2 separate regions of the Homo sapiens genome follow, and region 2 is linked to region 1. A link is an interaction called in ENCODE POLR2A ChIA-PET data of the cell type or tissue named here. Cell type or tissue: GM12878. All regions are shown on one strand. Links, peaks and the distances in the headings refer to the core of each region. The heading gives the core; the rest is flanking DNA. Region 1 overlaps PATL2 (PAT1 homolog 2). Region 2 overlaps EIF3J (eukaryotic translation initiation factor 3 subunit J).

Region 1 (4,391 bases), core at 204-4,203:
TGTCATTATGATGCTAGCCGGTTATTTTGCCCGTTAGTTGACACAGTTTCTTCATAGTGTTGATGGTCTTTACAATTTGGTATGTTTTTGCAATGGCTGGTATCGGTTGTTCCTTTCCATGTTTAGTGCTTCCTTCAGGAGCTCTTGTAAGGCAGGCCTGTTGGTGACAAAATCTCTCAGCATTTGCTTGTCTGTAAAGGATTTTATTTCTCCTTCACTTATGAAGCTTAGTTTGGCTGGATATGAAATTCTGGGTTGAAAATTCTTTCCTTGAAGAATGTTAAATATTGGTCCCAACTCTCTTCTGGATTGTAGGGTTTCTGCAGAGAGATCCACTGTTAGTCTGATGGACTTACCTTTCTGGGTAACCCAACCTTTCTCTCTGGCTGCTCTTAACATTTTTTCCTTCATTTCAACCTTGGTGGATCTGATGATTATGTGTCTTGGGGTTGCTCTTCTCGAGGAATATCTTCGTGGTGTTCTCCATATTTCCTGAATTTGAATGTTGGCCTGTCTTGCTAGGTTGGGGAAGTTCTCCTGGATAATATCCTGAAGAGTGTTTTCCAGCTTGTTTCCATTCTCCCCATCACTTTCGGGTACACCAATCAAATGTAGATTTGGTCTTTTCCACATAGTGCCATATTTCTCAGAGGCTTTGTTCATTACTTTTCATTTTTTTTTTCTAATCTTGTCGTCTTGCTTTATTTCATTAAGCTGATCTTCAATCGCCGGTATTCCTTCTTCTGCTTGATCAATTCAGCTATTAATACTTGTGAATGCTTCACAAAGTTCTTGTGCTGTGTTTTTCAGCTCTATCAGGTCATTTATGTTCTTCTCTAAACTAGTTATTCTAGTTAGCAATTCCTCCAACCTTTTTTCAAGCTTCTTAGCTTCCTTGCATTGGGTTAGAACATGCTCCTTTAGCTTGGAGCAGTTTGTTATTACCCACCTTCTGAAGCCTCTTCTGTCAATTCATCAAACTCATTCTCTGTCCACTTTTGTTCCCTTGCTGGAAGGAGTTGTGATCCTTTGGAGGAGAAGGGATGTTCTGGTTTTTAGAATTTTCAGCCTTTTTGTGCTGGTTTTTCCTCATCTTCATGGATTTATCTACCTTTGGTCTTTGATGTTGGTAACCTTCGGATGGGGTTTCTGTGTGGATTTTTTTTTTTTTTATGTTGATGCTATTCCTTTCTGTTTGTTAGTTTTCCTTCTAACAGTCAGGCCCCTCTGCTGCAGGTCTGTTGGAGTTTGCTGGAGGTCCACTCCAGACCCTGTTTTCCTGGGTATCACCAGCGGAGACTGCAGAACGGCAAAGATTGCTGCTTGTTCCTTCCTCTGGAATTTTTGTCCCAGAGGGGCACCCACAAGATGCCAGCCGGAGCTCTCCTGTATGAAGTGTCTGTCGACCCCTGCTGGGAGGTGTCTCCCAGTCAGGAGGCATGGGGGTCAGGGACACACTTGAGGAGGCAGTCTGTCCCTCAGCAGAGCTTGAGCACTATGCTGGGAGATCCGCTGCTCTCTTCAGAGTCAGCAGGCAGGAATGTTTAAGTCTGCTGAAGCTGTGCCCACAGCTGCCCCTTCTACCAGGTGCTCTGTCTGTCCCAGGGAGATGGGAGTTTTATCTATAAGCCCCTGACTGGGGCTACTGCCTTTCTTTCAGAGATACCCTGCCCAGAGAGGAGGAATCTAGAGAGGCAGTCTGGCTACAGCAGCTTTGCGGAGCTGCAGTGGACTCCACCCAGTTTGAACTTCCTGGTGGCTTTGTTTACACTGTGAGGTGAAAACCACCTACTCAAGCCTCAGTAATGGCAAACGCCCCTCCCCCCACCAAGCTCAAGTGTCCCAGCTTGACTTCAGACTGCTGTGCTGGCAGTGAGAATTTCAAGCCAGTGCATCTCAGCTTGCTGGGCTCTGTGGGGGTGGGATCCACTGAGCTAGACCACTTGGCTCCCTGGCTTCAGCACCCTTTCCAGAGGAGTGAATGGTTCTGTCTCGCTGGCATGCCAGACGCCACTGGGGTATGAAAAAAAAAACTGCAGCTAGCTCAGTGTCTGCCCAAACAGCTGCCCAGTTTTGTGCTTGAAACCCAAGGCCCTGGTGGCATAGGCACCTGAGGGAATCTCCTGTTCTGTGGGTTGTGAAGAGGATGGGAAAAGCGTAGTATCTGGGTCAGAGTGCACCGTCCCTCAAGGCACAGTCCCTCACAGTCCCTTGGCTAGGAGAGGGAGTTCCCCAACCCCTTGCACTTCCCGGGTAAGGCAATGCCCCACCCTGCTTTGGCTCACCCTCCGTGGGCTGCACCCACTGTCTAACCAGTCCCAGTGAGATGAGCTGGGTACCTCAGTTGGAAATGCAGAAATCACCCACTTTCTGTGTTGATCTCTCTTGGAGCTACAGACCAGAGCTATTCCTATTTGGCCATCTTGCCAGCCACCGTTTTGAGATTTTTTTTATGTTTAAATCTTTGCTCCATCTAGCATTTACTTTGGCATAAATATGTCTTCAATATAGAAGTTTAACTTTCTTTAGTGAAATCTACGTATCTTTTCTTTTATGATTTCTGGCTTAGATATTCTGGTTTGTTTCTTGGAATGAAATTTCTTGGGAAGAACGTGAGGAGTGAGCTGGAGTAGGACACACCCAGGTGGCTGGCAAGAAACCCCTCTGAAGAAGTCTCTCTCTCAGGGAAAGGTCCATAATTTTCCATTCCAGTTCAGCTCAGTCAACATCTACTAAGAACCTACTCTGTTCCAGAGACTGTGTTAAGTGCCAGGGGCACAGAGATGAGGAACATCTCTGCTTGCAAGTGGGAGTGACAAATTTAGAAACAGAATGACGACACAGTGTGGTAGGTGCAATGAGCAAAAAGCATAAGGATCAGTGAGCACACATAAGGGTGCCTATCCCAGGCTGGAAGGGAAAAGCCTATCTGAGAAGGCCTCCTGGAGGAGATGAATCCTGGGCCGAGTTTGTTTTTCCCATTTGAATAACTAGAATATTAGAATAAGACCATTCAATAAAGACAATTCTGAAATCACCTTCCAATTAAAACAACTCTTACTTTGTAACTTCATGTTGCTTATATGACATAATGCACAGCATATTACCTGCTAAGATACACACTTTCAATATCATTGGAAAGACAGAACTGGAACAGAAAGCTGCCTTAATCAACAACAGAATATAGCTCCCAGACCAAGGGCGAGAGGTCTCCAGTGTAGGGACAACCTGGTGCACAGCGATTACGAGAGAAGGCTAAAGTGGAACCCTAATTTCTCCATGCAGCTAAAAGCAGTTTACTATTTCTGAAACTCAATCTAGAAGGTAGGGAACTTTAAGATAGGAGACTGGTTGCTTTCTATGACAGTCAGGGCCAGATTGTAAAGGGGCTTATGCTTTATGTAAAGAATGGGACATGAGAAACACTGAGGTGTTGTAAGTTGAGGGGTGTCTGATCTGACAAAACAACTTGGAAATCATCAGCATGAGATGAGATTGCCCAGGGATATCAGGTTGCAGAGGATTTAACCTTTGCAGATCCTTGATCCCTTTGAGGATGTGATAAAAGCTACAGATGCTCTTTCCAGAAAAACAAACATACTGAAAACCACACCAACATATACACAATTTCAGGGGATCCTCAGATTAAGAATATTTGATATATAGAGGACTGAGAAGTAGCCTGAGGAAGCGGATATTCAAAGGATGGGAAGAAGATGAGGGGAGCAGGAAAAGGGCCAAAGAAAAATGACCCAAGAGGTACTGGAAGAGCCAGGAGACAAGTGTTGGGAAGCTGTGGGAGCACAGAGATCCAAGGAGGATGTGATCAGCAGTGTTGAATGCTGTAGAGATGTCAGCTAAGGTCAGGACTGAAACATGTCTTTTGCACTTACAGTTAAGAAATCACAGCCGAGAGAAGTGGCTCACATCTGTAATCCCAGCACTTTGGGAGGCCAAGGTGGGAGGACGACTTGAGCCCAGGAGTTTGAGACCAGTCTGGGCAAAAAAGCGAGACGCCATCTCTATAAAAATTTTAAAAATTAGCTGGGTGTGGTGGTGTATGCCGTAGTCCCAGCTACTTGGAAGGTTGAGGCAGGAGTCCAGAAGTTCAAGTTTGCAGTGAGCTATAATCGTGCCACTGCACTCCAGTCTGGGTGAAAGAGCGAGACCCCATCTCTAAAACTAAAAAGAAAGAAAGAAAAATCACTGGTAATGGTATTGAGAAAAGTCTCTGCGGAGTAACTAGTAATGTTAGCTCCAGATATACTTTTTCAAGCCCGAGAATTATATAGGTGGCATCTAGGTGGAAGTAAGGGTAGGGGACTTGTCTTGACCCTGCATTTGCAGAGAACTAATACGTCAAATAATTGTCAATTGTCCAGAAAAAGTGT
Region 2 (4,391 bases), core at 392-4,391, 140 kb after region 1:
GTCCTCCAAAGTTCATGTGATGAAATCTCCAATCCAACAGTGTTGAGAAGTAGGGTCTTTTAGAAATGATTAGAGGCAAAGCCCTCATGAATGAATTATTAATACCTTTATATTAGGAGTAGATATCTGATAAAAGGATGAGTTCTGACACCTCCTGCAATCCTTTGTGCTCTTTTGCCCTTCTGCCCCAGGATAATAGAGCAAGAAGGCCCTCGCCAGATGCCAGCACCTTGATACTGGACTTCTCAGCCTCCATAACCATAAGAAATAAATCTGTTGTTTATACAATACCCAGTCTATTGCATTCTATTGCAGCAAAAAACATTTTAAGATACCTTGTGACTTACCATATACTAAATTTTCATATGTACTTGGTCTATTTCTGGGCTTTTGATCCTATCCCACTAGTCTACTGTCTCTCCATATAACGGTACCATACTGGGTTTTTTTGGTCTTGTTTTTTGAGACGGAGTTTCACTCTTGTCGCCCAGGTTGGAGTGCAATGGCGCGATCTCAGCTTACTGCAACCTCTGCCTCCTGGGTTCAAGTGACTCTCCAGCCTCAGCCTCTGGAGTAGCTGGGATTACAGGTGTCCACCATCATGCCGGGCTAATTTTTGTATTTTTAGTAGAGACGGGGTTTCTCCATGTTGACCAGGCTGGTCTCGAACTCCTGACATCAGGTGATCCTCAGCCTCCCAAAGTGCTGGGATTGCAGGCGTGAGCCACCATGCCCAGCCGGTACTGTTTTAATTACAGAGGCTTTACTTTAATGTCAGCTAGAGCTAGTCCTTCCTTGTAGGTTTTCAGATTTTTTAGTGTTTTCTTGGCCTTTCTTGCATGTTTTGTTTTTCCATATGAACCCTCATATCAACTTATCTAACTTCATAAGAAAGCTTCTCCATTAGCAGTTAGGACAACCTAGCTGAAATCAATAGCCTCTCTGAAAGTGATTCAGTTATTAATAAATAAAAACTGAGAGAACTTTATAGTTCTTACTTCCCCCCAAATGTAAAAAGCATCCTATACTCTGGCCAATAGCTCATTTATTTCAAGTAGTATTCCATACAACATAAGCCTGGTTAATGAATTAAGTCTATATAATTCTAAAGCCCACTATTAAAAAGGAGTCAGGCCGGGTGCGTGGCTCATGCCTGTAATCCCAGCACTTTGGGAGGCTGAGGTGGGCGGATCACGAGGTCAGGAGTTTGAGACCAGCCTGGCCAACATAGTGAAACCCTGTCTCTACTAAAAATACAAAAAATTAGCTGGGCGTGGTGGCAGACACCTATAATCCCAACTACTTGGGGGCTGAGGCAGGAGAATCACTTGAACCCAGGAGTGGGAGGTTGCAGTGAGCCAAGATTGTGCCACTGCACTCCAGCCCAGGTGACAGTGCGGCGAGACTTCGTCTCAAAAAAAAAAAAAAAAAAAAAAAAGAATCAAGGCCGGCTTACGCCTGTAATCCCAACACTTTGGGAGGCCAAGGCAGGCAGATCACCTGAGGTCGGGAATGCAAGACCAGCCTGACCAACATGGAGAAACCCCGTCTCTACTAAAAATACAAAATTAGCTGGGTGTGGTGGCACATGCCTGTAATCCCAGCTACTCGGGAGGCTGAGGCAGGAAAATTGCTTGAACCCAGGAGACAGAGGCTGTGGTGAGCCGAGATCGCGCCATTGCACTCCAGCCTGGGCAACAAGAATGAAACTCCGTCTCACAAAAAAAAGTCAACAGCTAATCAAGCCTTCATGGATCCCACTCTCTAACTCAGGGCACTTTAATCCCAGCACTTTGGGAGGCCGAGGCAGGCAGATCACTTGAGACCAGGAGTTCCGAGACCAGCCTGGCCAACATGATGAAACCCCGTTTATACTAAAAAATACAAAAATTAGGTGGGCATGGTGGTGCACGCCCGTAATCCTAGCCACTCAGGATGCTGAGGAACAAGAATCATTTGAGCACAGGAGGCGAAGCTGCAGTGAGCCAGGATCGAGCCACTGCACTCCAGCCTAGGCAACAGAGACTCTGTCTCAAAAAAAAAAAAAAAAAAAAAAAAAAAAGATCTATACTCTGTTTTTTCTATGCCTAACTCAATCATTGAGCTAAATATAAACCAATTATCAAACACAATTTTCTAAAAGCTCCACAGAACTTAGAAGGCTCAAGTTTAATAGGGACAGACACAGCCCTATGATTAAAGATGGCTTTAATCATAGGTAGCCTGGCCATTGTCTCAGCAGCCACCAGGCACACTATGACATGCCATTTGAAGCTGAGTGGCAAGATGGCAAAAGCAGGGCAAGAGGCCCTGATGCTACTAAAGAAGCAAAGGCTGACTAGTATGACTAATATGCCACAATATGACACCAAGCTTCTGGTTTCATAACACGACAGATCACAAATTTGTATCAGTCTAGGAATATAAACTAACCAAGCCTTGGTTCTTAATAAAAATCTCTAAGTCCAGTAAAGAAATTAAAAATTCAACATCCTGATTAAGGCTGTCATACAGTCTGCAAGCATAATTAAAGGAACTTTGTATTAAAAAGTAAGTGTATTTTTATATTCATCTTACTTCAGCAATTTAACCCACAGCTCGCAGTTTTAACAGATTGAAAGCAAACCAGCTAGTCATTATTTGAGTAACTGTGATACTAGAGTTAGAAATTAGAGATCAAACGTTTGTATTTCGCCGTTAGTTTGCTAAGTGCTATACATCACAGTACAAAAGGAACCAAAGAGCTAAAAATAAAAGTGAATTACTAGGCATTTTTTGTTGTTTAAATCTTCACAGAACACAGGAAGGCTGGATCTGTGAGTGATAGGGGGCAGTGTTTCAGATAGGAGGACCATTTGCTTACTTCCAGAAGATGCATATTTAAAACCCTTCTGAGAAACAGGTGTAGTAACAAGGTTAATTCTCACAACAGTCCTGTAAGAAGGTAGTGTTATTCCCCCATTTTAAAGAAAAGGAAACCCAGGCCCAGACATAGCCAACCCACAATCTCAGTGAAAAACTAAGGGACCTGCTCTGAATGGACCAAAGTTCTTTAAAGTGTCATAGGTATAAAGTTACAGTTAGAAGAATAAGTTCTGGTGTTCTATTACACAGTACGGTGATTATAGCTAATAACAATGTTATATATTTCAAGATAGTTCCATAAGAAAATTTTGAATGTTAACACCACAAAGAAATGATAAATGTTTAAAGTGATGAAATGGTAATTACAATGTATACATGCATTGAAACATCACAATATACCCCATAAATATGTACATTATTTGCCAATTATAAAAACTAATTTTAAAAAAGTTTTAAATAACTAAACATTTGACTGACCTTTTTATTGAAAATAAAATGATTTACTTTTTTAAAAAGCATGTTTTAAACACTTGCTTACAAAGTTCACGGTTTAGTAGAGTTCAATTCACTGTAATAAAGCAGCTTACAACACATCTTTAGAGTAACATGCTGAGATACATCCTTTAAATGTATACATGTAAACAGCTTCATTTAAGGCTTTAAACACAATGTTAAGGAAGGTCTTTAAAAAGCATGTTTTAAACACTTGCTTACAAAATTCACAGTCTGGTAAACAATTTAATTCGCTGGAATAAAGCAATTCCAATGCAATTCCAATGCAAAATAATAAAAATAAAAATAGTATTATAGTAAATATGACTTCTTCCCTGAGTCCTGAAGTATAAAATAACTAACTGGGAACTAAGTCCCTCTCCTGGGAACTCTGGGAATCTCATAAAGAGAAGGATTATTACACATATTAAGATATGCCCAGCTAGAGGTATACTGGTTACCAAACTTCTCACCTTAAATTGCCTGTAGTGGTTCTCTACTGATCTTTTTTTTTTTTTTGAGATGGAGTCTCACTGTGTCGCCAGGCTGGAGTGCAGTGGCGCAATCTCAGCTCACTGCAACCTCCGCCTCCTAGGTTCAAGCAATTTTCCTGCCTCAGCCTCCTGAGTAGTTGGGACTACAGGTATGCACCACCATGCCTAGCTAATTTTTGTGTTTTTAGTAGAGACCGGGTTTCACCATGTTGGCCAGGATAATCTTGATCTCTTGACCTCGTGATCCACCCACCTCAGCCTCCCAAAGTGCTGGGATTACAGGCGTGCCTGGCCCCTCCCACCTTTTTTTTTTTTTTTTTTTTTAAATGGAGTTTTGCTCTTATTGCCCAGGCTGGAGTGCAATGGCACGATCTCAGCTCACCGCAACCTCTGCCTCCTGGGTTCAAGCGATTCTCCTGCCTCAGCCTCCCAAGTGGCTGGGATTACAGGCATGTGCTACCACGAACTGGCTAATTTTGTATTTTTAGTAGAGATGGGTTTCTCCATGTTGGTCAGGCTGGTCCTGAACTCCCGACCTCA

What was found. Peaks named below come from ENCODE experiments on the same cell type or tissue, not always from the same donor. Only the 100,000 strongest peaks of a DNase experiment are listed, where the experiment ranks them.
Region 2: POLR2A ChIA-PET joins it to region 1 with 6 read pairs; 3 of 35 experiments call an interaction of 5 or more read pairs at or near these places.

Annotation. Positions count from the first base shown.
Region 1 is chr15:44,680,835-44,685,225 of GRCh38, reverse strand. All of the region lies in intron 3 of PATL2 (PAT1 homolog 2), which reads left to right. Among named protein-coding and RNA genes, the nearest start is that of SPG11, 19 kb to the right of the region's middle. In GM12878, for the core only: no CTCF peak of the experiment used is centred there; a DNase peak (open chromatin) is centred at 1,815; H3K4me3 peaks cover 406 bases; H3K27ac peaks cover 1,142 bases.
Region 2 is chr15:44,544,488-44,548,878 of GRCh38, reverse strand. The region is part of intron 2 of EIF3J (eukaryotic translation initiation factor 3 subunit J); the gene reads right to left. Among named protein-coding and RNA genes, the nearest start is that of EIF3J, 9.5 kb to the right of the region's middle. In GM12878, for the core only: a CTCF peak has its summit at 2,814; a DNase peak (open chromatin) is centred at 2,310; H3K4me3 peaks cover 1,703 bases; H3K27ac peaks cover 1,382 bases.